Linked DNA regions of Homo sapiens: region 2 is linked to region 1. Evidence: read pairs that join two places in POLR2A ChIA-PET (ENCODE). Cell type or tissue: HCT116. All regions are shown on one strand.

What was found. Peaks named below come from ENCODE experiments on the same cell type or tissue, not always from the same donor. Only the 100,000 strongest peaks of a DNase experiment are listed, where the experiment ranks them.
Region 2: POLR2A ChIA-PET joins it to region 1 with 5 read pairs; 5 of 35 experiments call an interaction of 5 or more read pairs at or near these places.

What each region holds. Positions count from the first base shown.
Region 1 is chr9:97,541,494-97,545,493 of GRCh38, forward strand. All of the region lies in intron 2 of TMOD1 (tropomodulin 1), which reads left to right. Among named protein-coding and RNA genes, the nearest start is that of TMOD1-AS1, 27 kb to the left of the region's middle. In HCT116, no CTCF peak of the experiment used is centred here; a DNase peak (open chromatin) is centred at 2,248.
Region 2 is chr9:97,645,135-97,649,134 of GRCh38, forward strand. It overlaps NCBP1 (nuclear cap binding protein subunit 1), which reads left to right. Exons shown (of 23, transcript NM_002486.5): 5 at 1-90; 6 at 477-598; 7 at 2,358-2,427; 8 at 2,874-3,089. Among named protein-coding and RNA genes, the nearest start is that of NCBP1, 13 kb to the left of the region's middle. In HCT116, no CTCF peak of the experiment used is centred here; no DNase peak of the experiment used is centred here.

The DNA.
Region 1 (4,000 bases):
ACCATTTTTATTTTTTATTTTTTATTTTTTATTTTTTTTTTTGAGACAGTCTCACTCTGTTGATCAGGCTGGAGTCTAGCGGCGTGATCTCAGCTCACTGCAACCTCTGCCTCCTGAGTTCAAACAAATTTCATGTCTCAGCCTCCTGAGTAGCTGGGATTACAGGCATGCACCACCACGCCCGGCTAATTTTTGTATTTTTAGTGGAGACAGGGTTTCACCATGTTGGCCAGGCTGGTCTCAAACTCCTGACCTCAGGTGACCCACCCACCTTGGCCTCCCAAAGTGCTGGGATTACAGGTGTGAGTCACCACGCCTGGCCCATTTTTAAATTGGGTTATTTGTCATATATTATTGAGTTGTAAGAGATTTTTATGTATTCTAGATATGAAACTCTTATGAGATACATGATTTACAAATATTTCCTCCCAATCTGTGGTTTGTCTTCTCACTAGTGTCCTTCGCAGCACAAATGTTTTTAATTTTAATGAAGTCCAAGTAATCTACTTTTTTATTTTGTTGCTTATTGCTTTGATATCTTATCTAAGAAACCATTGCCTAATCCAGAATCAGAAGGATTTATGCCTATGTTTTCTTCCAAATGTTTTATAGTGTAGTTCTTATATCTAGGTCTTTGATTCACTTTGAGTTTTTATATATAATGGGAGATCACATGCTGTTTTTGAAAACGAGTTAAAGTGGTAAACAATCAGGAGTTTAAAAATATGCATCTATCTTTGGTTTTACTGACAATCATGTGATATTTTGTTAAACATACCATTTAATAGAAAGAAAACAAACTTTAACCTCTAATGAGGCTGATATTCTCAATATTTACTTTAAAAATGTGATAAGCTTAGAGTTATTAGAAAAGGCCTTTGACATTTTTGTTTTTACAAATCAACTGCTTTCAATAAAGACTTGAATAAATGAAGCCATATTTTTATGTTATGTAAATAATATTTTTGAAATACATTAAAAAATCTGTATTATATAACATGTTATAATTATATGGCTTTTTGTTTAATGCAGTGGCTCTCAATCAGGGGCAATTTTGCCCCTCAAAGGAAATTTGGTGGCTGGGCATGGAGGCTAATGCCTATAATTCCAGCACTTTGGGAGGCCGAGGCTGGTGGATCACCTGAGGTCAGGAGTTCAAGACCAGCCTGACCAACATGGTGAAACCCCGCCTCTACTAGAAATACAAAAATTAGCCGGGCATGGTGGTGGGCATCTGTAGTCCCAGCTACTGGGGAGGCTGAGACAGAATTGCTTGAACCCGGGAGGCAGAAGTTGCAGTGAGCCGAGATCACGCCACTGCACTCCAGCCTGGGCAACAAAGTGAGACTCCATCTCAAAAAAAAAAAAAAAAAAGGAAGAAAATAAAAGAAATGTGGCAATGTTTGGAGACATTTTTGGTTGTCACAACTGGGGGCAGTGCTACTAGCATCTAGGAGATAGAGAGCAGAAAGGCTGCTAAACAATCTCCAGTGGGTAGAGTGGCCTCCACAACAAGGAAGTGTCCAGCCCAGAATGTCAGTTGTGCTGAGGTTGAGAAACTCTGCTTTAACTAAATCCGTGGCCTCTACCAGATAGATTCGAAAAGAGATGAGAGTTTGCAAACCCTTCTCCCCTCAGTTACAACCCCTGAATTTCTTCTATCGCAATACTTAGCCTTTCTGGGGCCAGAACATGCCCCAGCATCTTACTGCCATTAAAACCCTTTATGGTAATGAAAATCTGTAGGCCTTCCCTGTGGGGATCCTTAAGAAGCATGAGCACTTGCTTTCACTGCTTAATTCATTTTATAATTGTGTGTTTTAGTTTTTTGAATTTATATTTGGATAATACATTCCCTGTTAAACATACATATTTGGGTAACCAATCTCCTATTAACATATATTCTACCTGATTATATAACAATAGAAGGGATCATAAGTAATAATTTTTGACCGTTTACTATGTTAGGCACTGTGCTGAGCACATTTTCTGCATTATCTAGTTTAATTTTCTCAACCACTCTATGAGAGAGCAACTCTCATTATTCACATTTTACAGCCATGGAAACTGAGGCACAATGAGATTTAGGGGACTTGCCCAAGATTGTGTAGTTGTATCATTATTACTCCAAGTCAGGGCTTAAGCCTGATGTAGGGTCAACTGTGAAGTGCAGGCATGTCACAAAGACTTTGGATTATTCATTATGGGTAGTCACACATTGATGTTTGCAGGGCAGTGAGGTATTGTCTCACTCTCTTGCATCACCATAAGCTCCCTGCTGTGGAAGAGAAGGCGTGGGCACACACAGCTAGCTACAGGAAGTCCCATCAAACCTGGGACATGCCCACAGAAGCATGGCTCACCTGGGAGCATCACCTGTCCTGCCTATCATGGTGGACAATATCTGAGAACTGCTGCTTAAGGAAAAGTGGGATGTGTGGAGCATCACTTATGTTCCTGATGCCCCCCACCCCAAAGTCAGTCAGGCCTTGATTTTCTACCTACTGTCCTCTCATAAAAAGCTCCAACTCCCAGTGTCTCTTTTGATCTGTGGCCTAAATCTCTCTGCAAGTACACCAGCACCACCTGCCAAGCCCATTATCTGTCTGTCCGGGCTCTGTGCTGGGTGGGCCCTGCTCACTTACAGCCCTCCCAGAGGCAGGATCACACCCCGGTCTCCTGATCTTACAGCCACTACTCTTACTGAAACAGCACTGTGGTGTTATGCATAGTACACCTTTTAAAAAATGATGCATTAGTTAGGCCAGATGTGGTGGTTCATGCCTGTAATCCCAGGGCTTAGGAAGGCCGAGGTGGGTGGATCATGAGGTCAGGAGTTCAAGACCAGCCTAGCCAATATGGTGAAACCCTGTCTTTACTAAAAATACAAAAATTAGCCAGGTGTGGTGGCATGCGCCTGTAGTCCCAGCTACTCGGGAGGCTGAGGCAGAAGAATTGCTTGAACCCGGGAGGTGGAGGTTGCATTGAGCCGAGATCACACCACTGCACTCCAGCCTTGGTGACAGAGAAAGACTCTGTCTCAAAAAAAAAAAGTAAAAAAAATTAAAAAGATTCCTTAAACAGTAGTATTCCCTCCCAAGCTGTATCCCTCTATGTGCCAGGCATACAGTGATCTTCATATCCCTGATAACAGTCCCCTCACAGAGGCAGCTTTCAGAAAAGGATATGGAGTTTGTGACAGTGACTGAAGATATGCATTTTAATGGTACAAAGATTGAAAGTGGGGCTGGGAACGGTAATCCCAGCACTTTGGGAGGCCAAGGCAGGCAGATCACTTGAGTTTGGGAGTTCGAGATCAGCCTGGCCAATATGGTGAAACACTGTCTCTATTAAAAATACAAAAAATTAGCCGGGCGTGGTGTCAGGCACCTGTAATCCCAGCCACTCAGGAGGCTGAGGCAGGAGAATCGCTTGAACCTGGGAGGCAGAGGTTGCAGTGAGCCGAGATTGCGCCACTGCATTCCAGCCTGGGTGCAACAGAGCGAGAGTCCATCTCAAAAAAAAAAAAAAAAAGGTTGGAGGTGGAATGACTCTTCAGTTTAGTCAGTTTGAGGGTGCATATCTTTTGGGTGATGTTCTGCCCATACCAGCCACCCATGTATTCCTCTAGCTCTGCAAATGCAGGGAACAGGGAGCACACAACGATTAGAAATGGTCATCCTCCTCTCGTAAATCTGAAGAAGAACGCTGGTTTTTGTTCTAGATCTGTCCTGAAATTCCTTGGGCAAATCTTTCCTTGCTCTGTGCCTCAGTTCCCCTAATGGGAGAGTGTGTGCACTGATGATCTCTAAGCATCCTTGCAGCTATAAACTTCTTTGACTCCCTAAGGTACTGGGGGCTGAGTTAAAGTGAAGCCCATGAGGATAACTCCAATCCCCCCAATAGGAATCTGCTTTAGCAGTAAGCCCACACCTAGAAGCCTGCTTATGTTTGAAGAAGAGAAGGGAACAATTGGTTGATGTTATGTTTCTTGAGATAC
Region 2 (4,000 bases), 100 kb after region 1:
CTTGTGAATTGTCATGTGATTGCCGCCCCATCAATGGTTGCTATGTTTGAAAATTTTGTAAGCGTAACTCAGGAAGAAGATGTACCTCAGGTAAGAGAACCCCTCATGCTGAATCTTGAGGGGTTCTTGAGGGGTTACTGAATCCTGGTACTTCCATATAGTACCAGGAATTTTTCGCTGATAACCCATTAGCAATAAAGAAAAAAATAACAGCAGACTATCACACTTTAAGTTCTTACTATCTAAAAATTAAGCTGACTGGCACACTGGTGGGTTCTCATAATATCTGTATGTTGATTTAAATGATGCTGTCTAGTAAGATTAGAACTAATATATCTAGAAATGCTCTGTATAAACCAGATGTCTTATTTAAGTCCTATTAAATAGCTTCCATAGGATTTCATTCAAGAATAAATAAAATATGAATGAATATAATTAAAGCATATTTTAAACTTAACTTTTTAAAAATCCTTTAGGTGCGACGAGATTGGTATGTGTATGCATTTCTGTCATCTTTGCCCTGGGTTGGAAAGGAGTTGTACGAAAAGAAAGATGCAGAGATGGACCGCATCTTTGCCAACACTGAAAGCTATCTTAAGTAAGGGCACAGCTCATAGTACTCTTTGTTGCTTAGGTAAAGGATATCTTATATCAGTGATACCATTTGAGTTTCTCAAAAATAAGCTGTAGAGTTCCTGAAGGTATTTTCTAGGTAATCCTGTTCTCCTGCTGTTTTAACTCACTGAGACCTCAAAGTAGTCAGATATGGTTTGCTTACTTTTGCCAGTGCAAAGGACAGTTGGCAATATAGCTTCTTTTAAGCTGCTTTTATATGTTTGTTTATAAAAGACATAAAACACCCTAGTGCAATAGTTCCTCAAATATTAGTGTGGATAAGAATTACCTGTGGTACTTAAAATACTCAGACCCCAACCCCCAGACCTGATAAATTATACAATTTGAGAGAGAGGTTTGGACATCTGTATTATTAACACATTTCACAAGTGGAGAACCACTGTCCTAGCACATACAGTATATTTAGTTCATGTAAATTAATCTTAAATCAAGCTCTTAAAACAGTGGTCCTTAACCCTCCATCCAGCCAGTACTTCTTAAGTAATATGACACATTTCAATTAAAATAGTCACATGTCTTCCCATTACTCATCTCTCCTAAGCCAATGTAAAAGCTTGGTTTATATTGTTAGATACAATAATAATAAATAGGTCTTTTTAGTAAATTTATGCTTAACTATCCAGCAACATGGTAATGGTTATGTGGCCCTTAGGTTTTTACAGATTGATTTTGTTGTTAAGTTTCATTTTCTCTTTTTTAAGTGCTTTTTTTGGATAACTGTTAATAGCTACTTAGTTGGTTATTAAGTAAAGTTAAAAGAAGCTTAAAAAATAAGAATCTTTTGGCCGGGCGCAGTGGCTCACGCCTGTAATCCCAGCACTTTAGGAGGCCAAGGCAGGTGGATCACCCGAGGTCAGGAGTTTGAGACCAGCCTGGCCAACATGGTGAAAACCCATCTCTACTAAAAAATACAAAAATTAGCCGAGCGTGGTGGTGGGTGCCTGTAATCCCAGCTACTCGGGAGGCTGAGGCAGGAGAATTGCTTGAACCCAGGAGACGGAGGTTGCAGTGAGCCGACATGGTGCCGCCACTGCACTCCAGCCTGGGCAACAGAGTGAGACTCCGTCTCAAAAAAAAAAAAAAAAAAAAAAAGAATCGTGTGTGTGTGTATACATATCCTTTCTCTTTTTTATTCAAATGATAGCCCAATATACACACTGTTCTTCACTTGGCTTTTTTTTTTTTTCTTACTATAACTTGGATTTGTTGCATAAAAATACTTAACTCTACTTCATTCTTTTTAACAGTTGTAGGGTATTTCACTTTTTAATGTACCATGATTTCCGTAGTCTCCTGTTGGTGGACGTTTAGGTTATTTTCAATCTTTTGCTCTTATAAACAATGTTTCAGTGAATATCTTTGTGTATATGTTTTTATGTACATGTGCAAATATATTTATGGGGGATATAAATTTTTAGAAATGGCATTGCCGAGTTGAGGGTTCTAAACAATTTTGATAGATTTAGTCAAATTACCTTCCAAAGAGATTATACTTTCCCAAAGAGATTATATCAGTTAACCTCTTTGTCAACAATGTTTGAGACTGAATCTTGACCTGCATCTTGATGATACACAGTACATTATCAAAACAGTTGATATCTGCCACTCCAGTAGGTAAAATGTTATTTCATTGCTTTAATTTGCATTTTAATAACTGTGAGGGTGACTGAGCATCTCTTGTTTTTAAAAGCCTAAATGTAGATTTTCATTTTTATCTTTAGAAGACGCCAAAAGACTCATGTACCCATGTTACAGGTATGGACTGCTGATAAACCACATCCACAAGAAGAGGTAAATGGATTTCAGTCCCTTGTGATACAAACACAGTCAGCTCTTGAATAGATTCTTATCTCTGTAAGATACTCAGACCATTCCATTTTACCCTTTGACTGTGTTTCTACATTTCATGATAGTTCCTTCTCATAGCTCAAGGTGTATGGTAGGTCTTTAATAGATGATAGAATGTAATTGAAATATTCCCTTGTTCTTTGGAATGCCAGCTATTACAGAGTTGACATATATTTATTTAAATGCTTAATTTGAAAAATGTCAAAACAGACAGTTCCAAACAGGTAGACTTTGTAAGTAAAATAAAAACAAAAACTTAGCACCTTTTTTTGTACCATCTTACAAGTTAGCTTACTTTTGTATCCTGTATTTTAAAGGGTAGTGATTTTTTCATTTTGTCTAGTCAAAATGTTAATTATATTAATGATTAAAAATTAATCTGTCTTTAGTATTTAGATTGCCTGTGGGCCCAGATTCAGAAATTGAAAAAGGATCGCTGGCAGGAACGGCACATCCTAAGACCTTATCTTGCCTTTGACAGCATCCTGTGTGAAGCACTGCAGCACAATCTGCCTCCTTTTACACCACCTCCTCACACTGAAGATTCAGTGTACCCAATGCCAAGGGTCATCTTCAGAATGTTTGATTACACAGATGATCCCGAGGTAAGTGACCGACTAAAAGTCCTAGATATTGACCTGTGTTGCATTGTGCTTGTGGGTTAATCCCGCTTGAATTATGCCTGTGGTATGTTTTAATTTTGAGTTGTTTTTATCTAAGAAGGTCAGTAGCAATGAAGTTAACTTTTTAATTCAGTGAATGATATCACCTCATTATGCAAGAAATTATATTTGGCATGTGTAAATAGATTACAGAGACGTGCACAGTTTGCAGGCTAAGAGTGTGGGTTTTGGGTTTTTAGAGCTACGTTGGTTTGTGTTTTAATCTTGGTTTAGCCAAATACTAGCTGTGTTAATTTGGGAAGGTTATTTACCTCCCTGTGCTTTCATTTCCTGAAGGTAATAATAATAGTATACATCTCATAATAGTAGTATATATCTCATGTTATGAGGATTAAATTATTCACATGTAAAATGCATAGAACAAGAACAGTGTCTGTCACATGATGAATGCTCAGTCATTCTGGCAATTTTTCTTTCTTATTTTTTTCTTTTCGAAATGGGGTCTTACTTTGTTGCCCAGGCTGCAGGTGAGATCTAAGCTCACTGCAACCTCTGCCTCCTGTGCTCAAGCGATCCTTCCACTTCAGCCTCCTGAGTAGCTGGGACCACAGGCATGTGTCACCTAGCCTGGCAAATTTTTTGTAGAGTTGAGATTTCGCCATGTTGCCCTGGTTGGTCTCAAACTCCTGGGCTCAAGCAATTCGTCCGCTTCGTTTTCCCAAAGTGTTGGGCTTACAGGCATGAGCCACTGCACCTGTCCATAATTATACTTAATAAGGTTATTTCTCAGTAAAAGTACCTAGTTTTAGGTATGGTCCCTCTCTAGGCAACACAGCCTGTCTTGTGATTATTCATATTGTATGATTATTTGAAAACAAATGTTGGAAGTATTT